3 separate regions of the Mus musculus genome follow, and all the other regions are linked to region 2. The links are chromatin contacts, found by Hi-C or POLR2A ChIA-PET in ENCODE. All regions are on one chromosome and are shown on one strand. The core of a region is the stretch at or near the end of the contact, and the rest is flanking DNA. Distances in the headings are between cores, read along the strand shown.

Region 1 (3,812 bases), core at 651-3,150, 35 kb before region 2:
TACTTGGGAGGCAGAGGCAGGCAGATCTCTGTGTTCAAGTCCAGCTTGGTCTACAGAGAGAGTTCTGGGACAACCAAGGAAAAACAGAGAAATTTTGTCTCAAAAAGAACTGAACCCAACCAACTGAAACCTAAACCAGGCAACCACACACACACACACACACACACACACACACACACACACACACACACAAAACCCATGTAAGAACATGGCAGAAGTATGGAAATCCATGTTCATTGTGGAGAGGGGCGGCTCACTCACAGGATAGATGTAGAAGAGGATGGGTGTGAAGAGAGGATCCATCAGGAAGGGGATTTCTCAACACATGCCTATGGTCACCTTTAAGGAATACCTTAAAATAGATGGAGTCTTTCATTTTTAAAAGTGCAGTACAAAATATATAAGGTATTGGCTTTCCCCTTCCCCCGAAAAAAAAAAAAAAAGCATAAAAAGGGAAGCTTTAAACAGAAGCATCTCCAGGTAACGGGCATTTCTGCCAGGAGTGTGTATACAAGAACACCCTCCCTTCAAGGCCCCCTGATTCCATTAAAGTTTAATTGTCTTGATTTTTATTCTGTCTGCATTCATAGCTGATGATGCTGTCTAAATCATCTATGCCCTGTTGCTTTTCTGGATTCCTTCTATCAGTTATTGAGACTGAAAACTTTTGTATGCAATGCTGGATTTGGCTGTTTCTCCTTATTTCTCTATTGGACGTTTCCCCTCATGTTTTGAAGGTGTGGTATTACACGCATACTGTTTATTTTAGTTTTTTAGACAGGTCTTCACTAAATAGTCCTTGGTGGCCTCATCTCATAGACATTCACTGGCTGTGTCTCCTCATTGCTGGGGTCACATGCATGTGCTACCACGCCCAGCCAAGGATATTTTCACTTGATGACTTGCTGTCTCTGTTATTGCTGTTAGTACTGGCGATGCTCTTTGCCCCCAGAACTGCCTCCATTTTAAAGTTGACTTAAGTCTTTTTTTTTTTTAATACTATTGTGAGGATGGTCACTTTGAATCGGCTAGAATATTTAACACATTTTCTGTAGTTAACACTTATCTGCAAATTAATGTGGCACCTATACTTTAGCATTTACATAATTTACAGTACATTTAATGCAATTAGTTTTATTACTAGGATTGTTTAGCCTTTTCACAATTTCTTTCTATCATGTTTGGAAAAAGTTCTTTGTATAACATGAGAAAAAACAAAAGTGGTTTCGAAAGTTCCATAGTGTCAAGTTACAATAAATGTGTCTATCCTATAAAAAAGAGGCCTATGTTTTGGGTTTGTGTTTTGTTTGTTTTTTAGTTTTTTGTTTTTTAGGACACTTAACGCGTGCTAGTCATTCATCCTCCAACAGGAGGTAAATGACTGCCTATTGAACACAGTTCTGGTGATACATACAGATGTAGTCGTCACTCAATTTTTTCTATCTAGTCAACAGGGACACCGAACCCTGGAAGGGTCCAGAATATCTGGCTCTTTGAAATCGTTAATATAAACTACCCAACTTTAGAAACCAACCAATTCTTTAGTTCGGTCTTTTCAAATTTACCATAGTCCCTAGCAGAGCACAGCGTAGTGGAATCCCACTGAGTGGGACTCAGGCAAAGCGTCCGTCCCGATCTGATCTACTTCCTATTCTAAATTTTAAAATTTCCGCTCGTCCGTCCACGCCACAGGAGGGAAAATCAGGTAGACACAGAACACCAAACTCCGTTTTGATCCCAGGAGGCAGCCTCCCCTCGAAGCATGGGGAGCCCCCTGCCCCCCCACCGTGGGAACTCCCACAAGCCACTGGGCCCAGTTCCCGGATGGGCCGGGCTAAGTTGCATGCTGGGACCTTTCGGAAACGCCGGGCTTCTTGAAGGCTCCACATAGCTCCGGACGCCGCCAAGGGTCTTTGGCATCCCGGTGCCACCAACACGGAAGGTCTGATCTTTCTGGTCCAAAGAAATTGCTGGTTGGCTTCGGTCTCCACAGAGTAAGGTGGGCTGGGTATCGGTGTGGGCGCTGGTGTAGGGTGAATGGAGATGTTGACGCGTACGGGCGTGTGTGAGCGTGTGTGAGCGTGTGTTTGTGTGGGTGGGTGGGCGCGCGCTCGCGCGCGTCTCTCTGTGTATACACACCTTGAGCTCTCTGCTCATCTGTGTCACTGTGCTTATCATTTTCTTTCAAGGCCACAGGGGTTGGAGCAGAGGGCTAAGCATCACTAAGGAGAAGTCAGGTGCGGAGTCTGAAGGGAAGCTTTCCCTGAGGTACACACGAGCTTGGGAGGTGCTTTTAAGGCCGGAAGTGCCTCCGAGGGTCGCTTAGGAGGGCTGCTCTGGGTTGAATACCCGAAGTTTCTCAGAGCTGTAGCCATGAGAGTGTTGAGGGACGTGAAGGAAAATGCTCGGTGAGGATGCTCTCGGATATAGTCTGAGATCTCGTGGAATTATCAGTAAATGAAGGAGGAACGTGAAAATTGATACCTTCACCTCTGGGGCCCATAACGTTGTCCCTTCCCTTTCCACTTCACCTTATCATTTCAATGAACCCCGCCTTTTCTTCTCTACAATCACCCTTTTCCTAAGATGTTCTAGGTAGAAACCTCCAGAGGTTATCGTTAGGTCTCTCAAACTCTGATTTTATAAATCGATTTCTATTTGGATGGCATCGCATATCAGATGCGATCCTTTGATCCTTACAGGCCTTGTTTTCAAAGCAGGCCAGGAATGTCGGGGATAGATGATGTGTTCACTGTGAGGATTATGGCAGTGGGAAAGTGATAGCACTGAATTTGGCATCTTTGAAAGCTAGTGATTTTCTGAGTGTGTGTGTGTGTGTGTGTGTGTGTGTGTGTGTGTGTGTGTAATGGGTAACGTTGGCCAGATCCAGATGAGCAATGCCATGATTGATCGTGGAGTGTGGATCTGTGGTATCGGGTTGGAATCTTGGTTCTGTCCCCTCAGGCTCTCCAGGCCTGTCAGGAACCGTAGGATGCCTGTGGTGAAGCCTGTTAGTGCAGTGCCGCCATATCCTAAGGGCCTGGTGTGCTTTAGTTGTTCTCTGTGAGGCCATCTTGGGTTCATTCCACTCAGTGTTCAGCAGGACAAGGGAGTGTGAGAAACAATGCGATTGCTGGTGGATGTTTAAGAAAGTGACTTAAAAAGAAAAGCTAGGCTTCGTGGTATACATTTAATCTCAGAGGCAGAAGCAGGAGGATCACTGTGAGTTCAGGGTCAGCTTGGTCCACATAGCAAGGTCTAGGCTAGCTGGGCCACACAGTGAGATGCTGTTTTAAAAACAAGGACAGGAAAATGAATGTGCTAATGCAGAACATATTTTTTTAAAACTTTTCAGATAAAAATGTTCATATTGTGCATAGCATAATATTTTGAAGTTTTTCTATACTTTGGGATGACTAAATCGGTCACACTTTTGTAGAGAATATGCTAGCGTCTACTCAAACCCATTAATTGTCACCGTTTTTACATGATATATCAGGTGAACTTTTGTTATGTAGGTGAGATTTTGTGATGTTTAATCAACATCTTCTGAACTCACTTAAGGACCTACGCCTCCCACTGTCAACCATGATGCTGCACATCCGGCCTCAGCCACTCAAACCCCAGTACCCAGCATCCTACTTGGTTCTATGAGAAAACAGCTTCAGATTCTACACAAGTAAGATTGTGGGTGTTTTGTCTCAAGATTAATTATTTCAATTTTAAATTATGTGTGTGCGGTTATGTGTACATGAGCACAGCTCAGAGACCAGAGGTATAGGATCTACTGGTGCGCATACAGATGGAAAATA
Region 2 (3,957 bases), core at 183-2,682:
GGATGTCATTCTTTTTTTTTCTTTTCTTTCTTTCTTTCTTTTTTTTTTTTTTTTAAAGATTTATTATTATTGTATGTAACTACACTGTAGATGTCTTCAGACACACCATAAGAGGGCGTCAGATCTCATTAGGGATGGTTGTGAGCTACAATGTGGTTGCTGGGATTTGAACTCAGGACCTTCAGAAGAGCAGTCAGTGCTGTTAACCACTGAGCCATCCCTCCAGCCCTCACAATTTGATCTCCCCCCACCCCCACCCCCTGCTTCTTTTCTTATTTATTAGATATTTTCTTTATTTACATTTCAAATGCTATCCTGAAAGTTCCCTATACCCTCCCCCCTGCCCTGCTCCCCTACCCACTCACTCCCACTTCTTGGCCCTGGCGTTCCCCTGTACTGGGGCATATAAACTTTGCAAGACCAAGGGGTCTCTCTTCCCAATGACGGCCAACTAGGCCATTTTCTGGCTGTCATTCTTATTACTACCTTATTACTTACCAGGCTTTCCCCCTGCTTCGTGCCTGAAGCTGCGCTATTAGTACTTTTAGTTTATTTTAGTTTTTAGGGAGGGTTTCACTCTATACTTGTAGCTGGCTTCAGTCTCACACACATGCAGTGAGCTGTGCCTCCCCTTTGCTGGGATAAAAGGCATGTCTTACCACGCGCAGCCATGTTTATTATACTTGATGACTTGGCCTCTTTATTTACACTGGCAATGTTGTGTCCCCAGTCTGTCTCGATTATCAAATCAACCTGAGTCTTCATTACGGTCACTCGTAATCTTCTAGAGTACTGAACTTTAACATATTTTCTGTAGTTGATACTCGGTTGAGTCTGACTTGTTTTCAAATCCTCCTTGTTTTCATCCTTCAACGTGAGGTAAATTACTGTCTAACGGACACGACTCAGTTGAAACTTTCTGATGTGTTCCTCACTCACCGTTTTCTATCTAGGTAACAGGGACCCTGAACTCAGGGAGGGTCCAGAACACCTGGCTGTCTGAAATCGCTGATGTAAACTATCCACGTTTAACACCAACAATTCTTTAGTTTAGTCTTTCCAAATTTACCATAGTCCCTACCAGGTCACAGCGAGGTGGAATCCCACTCAGTGGGACTCAAGTCACTTATATCCCATTCTGATCTTACTTCCTGTTCTGCTTGTCAGTCCGCTCCAGGGAAGAGAAAAATCAGTGGCGCGCAGAAGCGGAAGTACCTTTTGAGCACCACACGGGAGCTTTTAAAGGCTGTGCCTTTTTGGAAAAACCCCTGACACCACCAGGCGCAGCTCCCAGGTGGGCTGGTCCCAGTAGCAAGCTCGGATCGCCCTGAACCTCTGAGCTCTGGGCTTCCCGGAGTTCCGCCGCAAGGACTACATTTCCCAGGGTCCACCGCACCGGAAGTAACGGATCGAATTCCGGTGTCGTGTATCGCTCCCTTGAAAAGTCAGGTTTTTCTCGTAGGTGGAAGAAATCGCTCTATGGCCTACGTCCTCACAGAGTAAGATCGGAGCCAGCATGCTGGGTGTGGGTGTGGGATGGATGTTGATATTTGTGTGAGTGTGTAGGGGCGGTGATGTGTGTGTCTGTTTCTCTGTATGTATACGCACCTTGAGCACTCTGCATCTCCTGTGTCACTATGCTTGTAGCTTTCTGCTCCTGCTTTCTCTTGCAGGCACAGGGGCTGAAGCAAGGAAAGATCAGGTGCAGAGTCTGAAGGGAAGCTTCCTTTGAGGTACATGAGTAGCTGAGGCCGGAAGTGCCTCCGAGGGGCCCCTAGGGGGATAAGATCCCTAGGTTTCCCTGAGCTGTAGCAATGCGAGTGTTGCGGGAAGGGAGGGAAAGTGCTCATTGAGGATGCTCTCAGATCTAGTTTGGGATCTCAGGCTTCCTTGGGCTCCCCACAGGCTCCCCATTTCGGCCATTATTCCAAAGGAGGGCTAGAGAAGCATGAGATCTTTATTGCTACTCAGCTAAGACTCAAGGGCGAAGTTTGTGCTTTCTCTCCGTGTGAGAAACGAGGCTTTAGGTTTAGACTATAGAATTGTCAGTAAATGAAGGAGTAACAGACAAACTGATAGCTCCAACTTTGTGGCTCTTACATTGTTCGTTCTCCTCCCAATTAGTATTCTCACTATTGTTTCAGTGATCCTTGATATCTCTCAATAATCAGACCTTTCCCCTAGACTTTATAGATAAGAATCTCCAGAGGTTAACCTTAGGAATCTCAAACTCAAACCAATTCCTATCCATGGCATCACATAGCAGATGGACTTTGATCTTTATAGACCTTCCTTTCAAAGCAGGGGGACTTCAGGGGTGCTGGTGCTGCTTGTATTTAATGCTAAATACTGGCTCCCAAGATCTGGTGTCCCCCCCCCCCCACCCTTCGCCATGAGCAGATCCTCACATACTCCAAGTGATGCTATGTGAACTTTGCTCCCCAGCTTAAAACCTGAGTTTAAATAAAACTAGCCACAGCCAGTTCCTGAGAGGAATAGAGAGAGGTAGAGTTTGAGTAACTGAGCTGTGGGTCTCAAGTAGGCACCACCAGGGGAGGAGAGAGAACAGAGGCAGAGCACAGGGGAGGAAAAGACTAGAGAACAGGAGGTCTCCAAGAGCTGGACCAACCGTTCCTGACAGAGTGATATGCCTCCCGGGGACACCAGACGGCTGGAGCAGAAGTAGCCCTGGAAGTTTGAAACAGCAAGGATTTGGGAAGTGCAGTCGAGCCAGTCGCCAGACTGTCATTTAGAGATATAGATTAGGGTCATCCCGCAGTAATTGCACAGAACCTAATAAATAAATATGGTAGTTTGAGTCTCATTCACTTAAGGTTAGATGGGATGTGTTTAATAGGTGTTCTGTACAGGGGAAAATGTAGGTGGTAGACGATTTCTGTTCACTCTTGAGAACTTTGGGAGTGGAAAAGTGATAGCACTGAATTTGGCATCTTTGAGAGCTAGTGATTTTCTGACTCTGTGTGTGTGTGTGTGTGTGTGTGTGTGTGTGTGTGTGTGTGTGTAATGGGTAATGTTGGCCAGGTCCAGATGAGCAATGCCATGGCTGATAGTGGGTGTGGATCTGTGGTATCGGGTTGGAGTCTTGGTTCTGTTCCCTCAGGCTCTCCAGGCCTGTCAGGAACCTTAGGATGCCTGTGGTGAAGCCTGTTAGTGCAGTGCCACCATATCCTAAGGGCCTGGTGTGCTTTAGTTGTTCTCTGTGAGGCCATCTTGGGTTCATTCCCCTCAGTGTTCTGCAGGACAAGGGAGTGTGAGAAACAATGCGATTGCTGGTGGATGTTTAAGAAAGCGGCTCAAAAAGAAAAGCTAGGCTTCAATCTTGGAATTTGGGAGGCAGAAGCAGGAGATCCCTGTGACTTGCGTAGCAGCTTGATCCACAGGACGAGCTCTGGGCTGGCTGGACTACATGGTGACACCCTGTCTCAAAACAACAAGAACACAAACTGTGTATTAATGTAAAGCAGAACTTTCTCAATTTTCAGATGATTTGTTTGTATTGTGTACAGTGTGATAATTTGGAGACTTTGTGTGCATCGGAACGACTGAATTGCCATTTTTGTAATGAGTGTACTTCCTGTCTATGCTCCTTAGTCTTTACAAACTATTAATCACAGTCACCATGTCTCATGGTGCATCTCTGGACTTCTGCTGCGTAGCTGAAGTGTTGTCGTCTCTATATGATCAGCATCTTCCCAACTCTTCCTTATGGTTCTTCGTCTCTCCCACCACCACAGTGCTGCACATCCAACCTCTGCCATTCAAACCGCATTGTCCAGCGTTTCACTGTTCCAATGAGACGACAGGGTCAGATCCCACGTGAGTGACAGTGTGGGTATTTGTCTTTTTCTTTAAAGATTAACTCTTGGGGCTGGAGAGATGGCTCAGTGGTTAAGAGCACTGACTGCTCTTCCAGAGGTCCTGAGTCCAAATCCCAGC
Region 3 (4,045 bases), core at 872-3,371, 50 kb after region 2:
GGGAAGCTATGCACACACAGAGCAGGAGACAGAGGTGAGGAGGAGGGGGAAGCTTTGCACACACAGAGCAGGAGACAGAGGTGAGGAGGAGGGGGAAGCTATGCACACACAGAGCAGGAGACAGAGGTGAGGAGGAGGGGAAGCTATGCACACACAGAGCAGGAGACAGAGGTGAGAGGAGGAGGGGGAAGCTATGCACACACAGAGCAGGAGACAGAGGTGAGGAGGAGGAGGGGAAGCTATGCACACACAGAGCAGGAGACAGAGGTGTGAGGAGGAGGGAAAGCTATGCACACACAGAGCAGGAGACAGAGGCAGAAAGAGCTGAGACTGGGGATGTGGCCTGCAGAACCCCAGGAGGAATTCAAGTGACTGCAGCTAAGGAAACGCTTGTGGTGGACATTAATCTCTAGTTACGTATTCAGCACCACACAGCTCCTGTGGAGAAAATGGAGGGCAATTATCTGATTTTACTTCCATGAAGGATAAGGGGTAGCACTAAGAAAAGAACTGTGATGGAGCAGACTGACCAGAATCACACTGTGGAGAGAAAGGAGGACGGAACACATTGGCATGACAGAAGGCTAAGCATCTTTATAAATGATCCAAAAGCCAGTGGAATAACAAAACAGGAAGCTTTGCAGAAACAGTCACCTAGATATAGCTGGGGACTCCTGGTCTAGTATTAGCCTATGGGATATCTTAAAAATAGATACAGTCTTTAAGTTTCAAAAGTGCAGTAGAAACAAGTGCTGTCACCGGAGTTTTTTGTCTTAGCCATTCTGATTGTTGTAAGGTAGAATCTCAGGTCATTTTGATTTGCATTTCCCTGATCACTAAGGACTTTGAACATTTCTTTAAGTGCTTCTCCATCATTTGGGATTCCTCTGTTGTGAATTCTCTGTTTAGCTCTATACCTTATTTTGTGGTTGGGTTGTTTGGATTTTTGAAGCTTAGCTTCTTGAGTTCTTTATATATTTTGGATATTAACCCTCTATAGGATGTGGGGTTAGTGAAGTTTTGTCCCACTCTATAGGTTGCTGATTTGTCCTGACTACGTCCTTTGCCTTACAGAAGCTTTCCAGTTTTATGAGGTCCCATTTATCAATTCTGGATCTTAGAGCCTGAGCTCTAAGACATTGTTGGTGGGATTGCCAACTGATACAACTACTCTGGAAATCAATCTCGAGGATCCTCAGAAGTTTGGAAATAGATCAACCACAAAGACCCAGCTATACCACTCTTGGAATATACCCAAAAGATGCCCCACCATACCACAAATCCACTGTGTTCATAGAGGTCTTATCTGTGAAAGCCAGAAGCTGGAAACAACCCAGATGTCCCCCAATGGAAAAATGGATACAGAAAATGTGGGTCATTTACATAATGGGATAGTATTTAGCTATTAAGAATGAGGACATCATGAGTTTTGCAGGCAAATGGGTGCAACTAGAAAATATCCTGAGTGAGGTAACTCAGACACAAAAAGAGTAAAAGGCATGTGCCACCATAATCTGAGTGTATTTTAGTTCTTAGACAGGGTTTCACTGGGTAGTCCTCGGTGGTCTCTTCTCACAGACATGCAGCTGGCTGTACCTCCCCATCGCTGGGATAAAAGCCATTGCTACCACGCCCAGCCATGTTTACTATCACTTGATGTCTTGGCCTCTTTATTATCACTGGCAATGTTCTTTGCCCCCAAATCTGCCTCCATTTTATAATCGACTTGAGTTTTCTTTTGATTATGTAAAGATGGTCACTTTGAATCTGCTAGAGTATTTATCTTTAACATATTTTCTGAAGTTAACAGATAGCTGGGTCTGACCTCTTTTCAAATCTAATGTGACAAACCTGTACTTTAGCTTTTAGACCGATTACAGTACTTTCAATGCGACTAGTTTTATTATGAGGATCGTCTAGCCTGTCTAACAGACACAGTACGGTTGTTGCATAGCATGTGGTCCTCAGTCACATTTTCTATCTAGAGCATCCCTGCCTTTTTAAGGGCGAGAAAATCAGTTCCCCGCAGAACCGGAAGTAACTTTTACTCAAAGGAGGGCGCCTCCCCTTTAAGCGCGCACCCCCGTGGGAACTCCCACAAACCACTGGGCTCCGCTCGCAGATCTGGCATCCCCGCCCCCAAGAGCCGGGCTTCACGGGGGCTTTGCTGGTGATAACTGCATTTTTTAGGGTCACCACGCCGAAACTAGCGCATAGGCTTTTGGTGTTCTGGTGCCGCTAATGCGGAAGGTCCGATCTTTGTGGTCGGCGGAAGAAATTTCAGGTTGGCTTCGGTCTCCATGGAGTAAGGCCTGAGGCAGCCGGCTGGGAGTGGGCGTGTGCGGACGGTCGTATAGGGTCGCTGTTTGTTGATGTGATAGTGTGTGTGTGTGTGTGTGTCCACACCTTGATCTCTCTGCATTATCTGGGGCTCTGTGCGCGTCGCTTTCTGCTCCAACTTTCCCTCGCGACCACAGGAACCAAAGCAGAGGACTAAGTTTCAGTAAGGAGAGGTCAGGCTAGGTACAGACTTGAGCTTGGGAGGAGCATTTGGGGCTGAAAGTGCCACCGAGGGTGACCTAGGAGGGTGGTTACTTGTTGAATTCCATGACTTTCTCAGAGCCCTAGCTGTGTGAGTGTTGAGGGAACTGAAGGAAAGTGCTCAGTGCGGATGCTGCCAGAGCATGATGGGGATCTCATCCTTGCGCAGGCTCCCCGCGAAGGCCATCAGTCAAAAGGAGGGCTTGAGAAGGATGGGATCATTATTGCTGCCCATCTAAGAGTCAAGGATGAGTGTACTCTTCTTTTCTGTTTGAGAAATGAGTTTTCAATTTTATAATATGGAATTGTCAGTAAATGCAGGTAGGTGAACGTACACATTCATACCTCCACCGCTGTGGCCCTTACGTTGTCCCTGCCCTTAGGTCCTGGTGTTCACATGACCATTTCAATTACCCTTGACTTTTTCTCCCTAAATCACTTCCTTTCCCCACATTATAGACAGTGCTCATCTTGGGTTCATTGTCTGCAGGGTATGGCAGGACAAGGGAGTGTTAGAAAGAATGCAAATACTGGTTGTATATTTAAGGAAATGACTCATAAGCTCTAGTCTGTACAGTGTACATTTTAATCTCAGCATTTTGGGAGGCAGAAGCAGGAGGATCATTGTAAATTAAGGATCAGTTTGATCCACATAGCAAGTTCCAGGAGGGGTGTGCTACAAAATGAGAACCTGTTTCAAAACAAGGAGAAAACGAAATGAAGGTAATAATGAAGAGCAGAATTTTAAAATTTGTATTGTGTTCAGTGTGATAATTTTACAGAGCACAAGGTGGTCCTCACAGAGCCCAAGGCAGGACAGTTGTGTCAGCCCTGCGGAGGTTGAGAAACTCAGTTCTAGGATCAAAAGACCTAGGACACCCAGAACAAACTTAGCATTATTTTGTTCAAAATCTCCCATAATATGGAAAGAGGGAAACATATACTCACCTCCTGTGACAGGATGTTTTACAGCTAATTATCTTCATAAAGGATCATGGCTTGAGACAACATAAGTGTTATCATAGATGAGGGAAGGTTCTCAGGAGAGTGGTCCATGGTGCACAGTCCCATTCACTAACAGTGGGCACAGAATGCTGGACGCTGCCTGAGCATCACAGCTGCAGCCCCTCCAGCCTCGCTGTGCTTCAGCCCTGAGTTTACACAGGAGGGGCCACCTGGATGCTGTGAGCCCCTGTGAGCCTTGATAGGTGGGGTTCCAGTAGGAAGATCTGAGATCTGCGCACAGTAGGAGGAGCGGCCCAGGTGCAGGGCGAGCTGGAGCTCAGGGTGGAAGATGGATCCCTTCTGCTGGCCTCTTCTGGAGGAGTTCAAGGCAGATATGTTTGTGCCCTGCACTCCCACACTGCCCCCTTGGCCGTGGGTTGTCTGGGTTAGGAGGTGATCAGCTTTGTGTAGACTCCTGTGTGCTTCCAATTTGTGTGTGGGAGGCTGTGAGCGGTGGGAGGGGAGAGAGTGAGTGGGGAGGCTTGAGAAATAAGTGTAG

What was found. Hi-C counts contacts between places; a loop is a spot of excess contacts on that map. ChIA-PET counts read pairs that join two places held with the same protein, here RNA polymerase II (POLR2A).
Region 1: a map of heart shows a loop between it and region 2 (5-fold over the local background). The contact joins the promoter of Zfp850 here to the promoter of Zfp780b in region 2. A Hi-C loop is called at or near these places in 1 of 37 maps with a recorded cell type or tissue (heart). POLR2A ChIA-PET finds 5 or more read pairs at or near these places in 3 of 5 experiments (Patski and embryonic stem cell).
Region 3: POLR2A ChIA-PET joins it to region 2 with 12 read pairs in Patski. The contact joins the promoter of Zfp974 here to the promoter of Zfp780b in region 2. POLR2A ChIA-PET finds 5 or more read pairs at or near these places in 2 of 5 experiments (Patski and embryonic stem cell).

Annotation. Positions count from the first base shown.
Region 1 is chr7:28,012,203-28,016,014 of GRCm38, reverse strand. Zfp850 (zinc finger protein 850) reads left to right here and starts at 1,900. Exons shown (of 6, transcript NM_001254951.1): 1 at 1,900-1,999; 2 at 3,565-3,679.
Region 2 is chr7:27,976,632-27,980,588 of GRCm38, reverse strand. It overlaps Zfp780b (zinc finger protein 780B), which reads left to right and starts at 1,432. Exons shown (of 6, transcript NM_001081021.1): 1 at 1,432-1,499; 2 at 3,756-3,849.
Region 3 is chr7:27,927,534-27,931,578 of GRCm38, reverse strand. Zfp974 (zinc finger protein 974) reads left to right here and starts at 2,121. Exons shown (of 5, transcript NM_001374027.1): 1 at 2,121-2,284. It overlaps Gm26891 (a long non-coding RNA gene), which reads right to left. Exons shown (of 2, transcript XR_881914.3): 1 at 3,490-4,045; 2 at 3,105-3,232.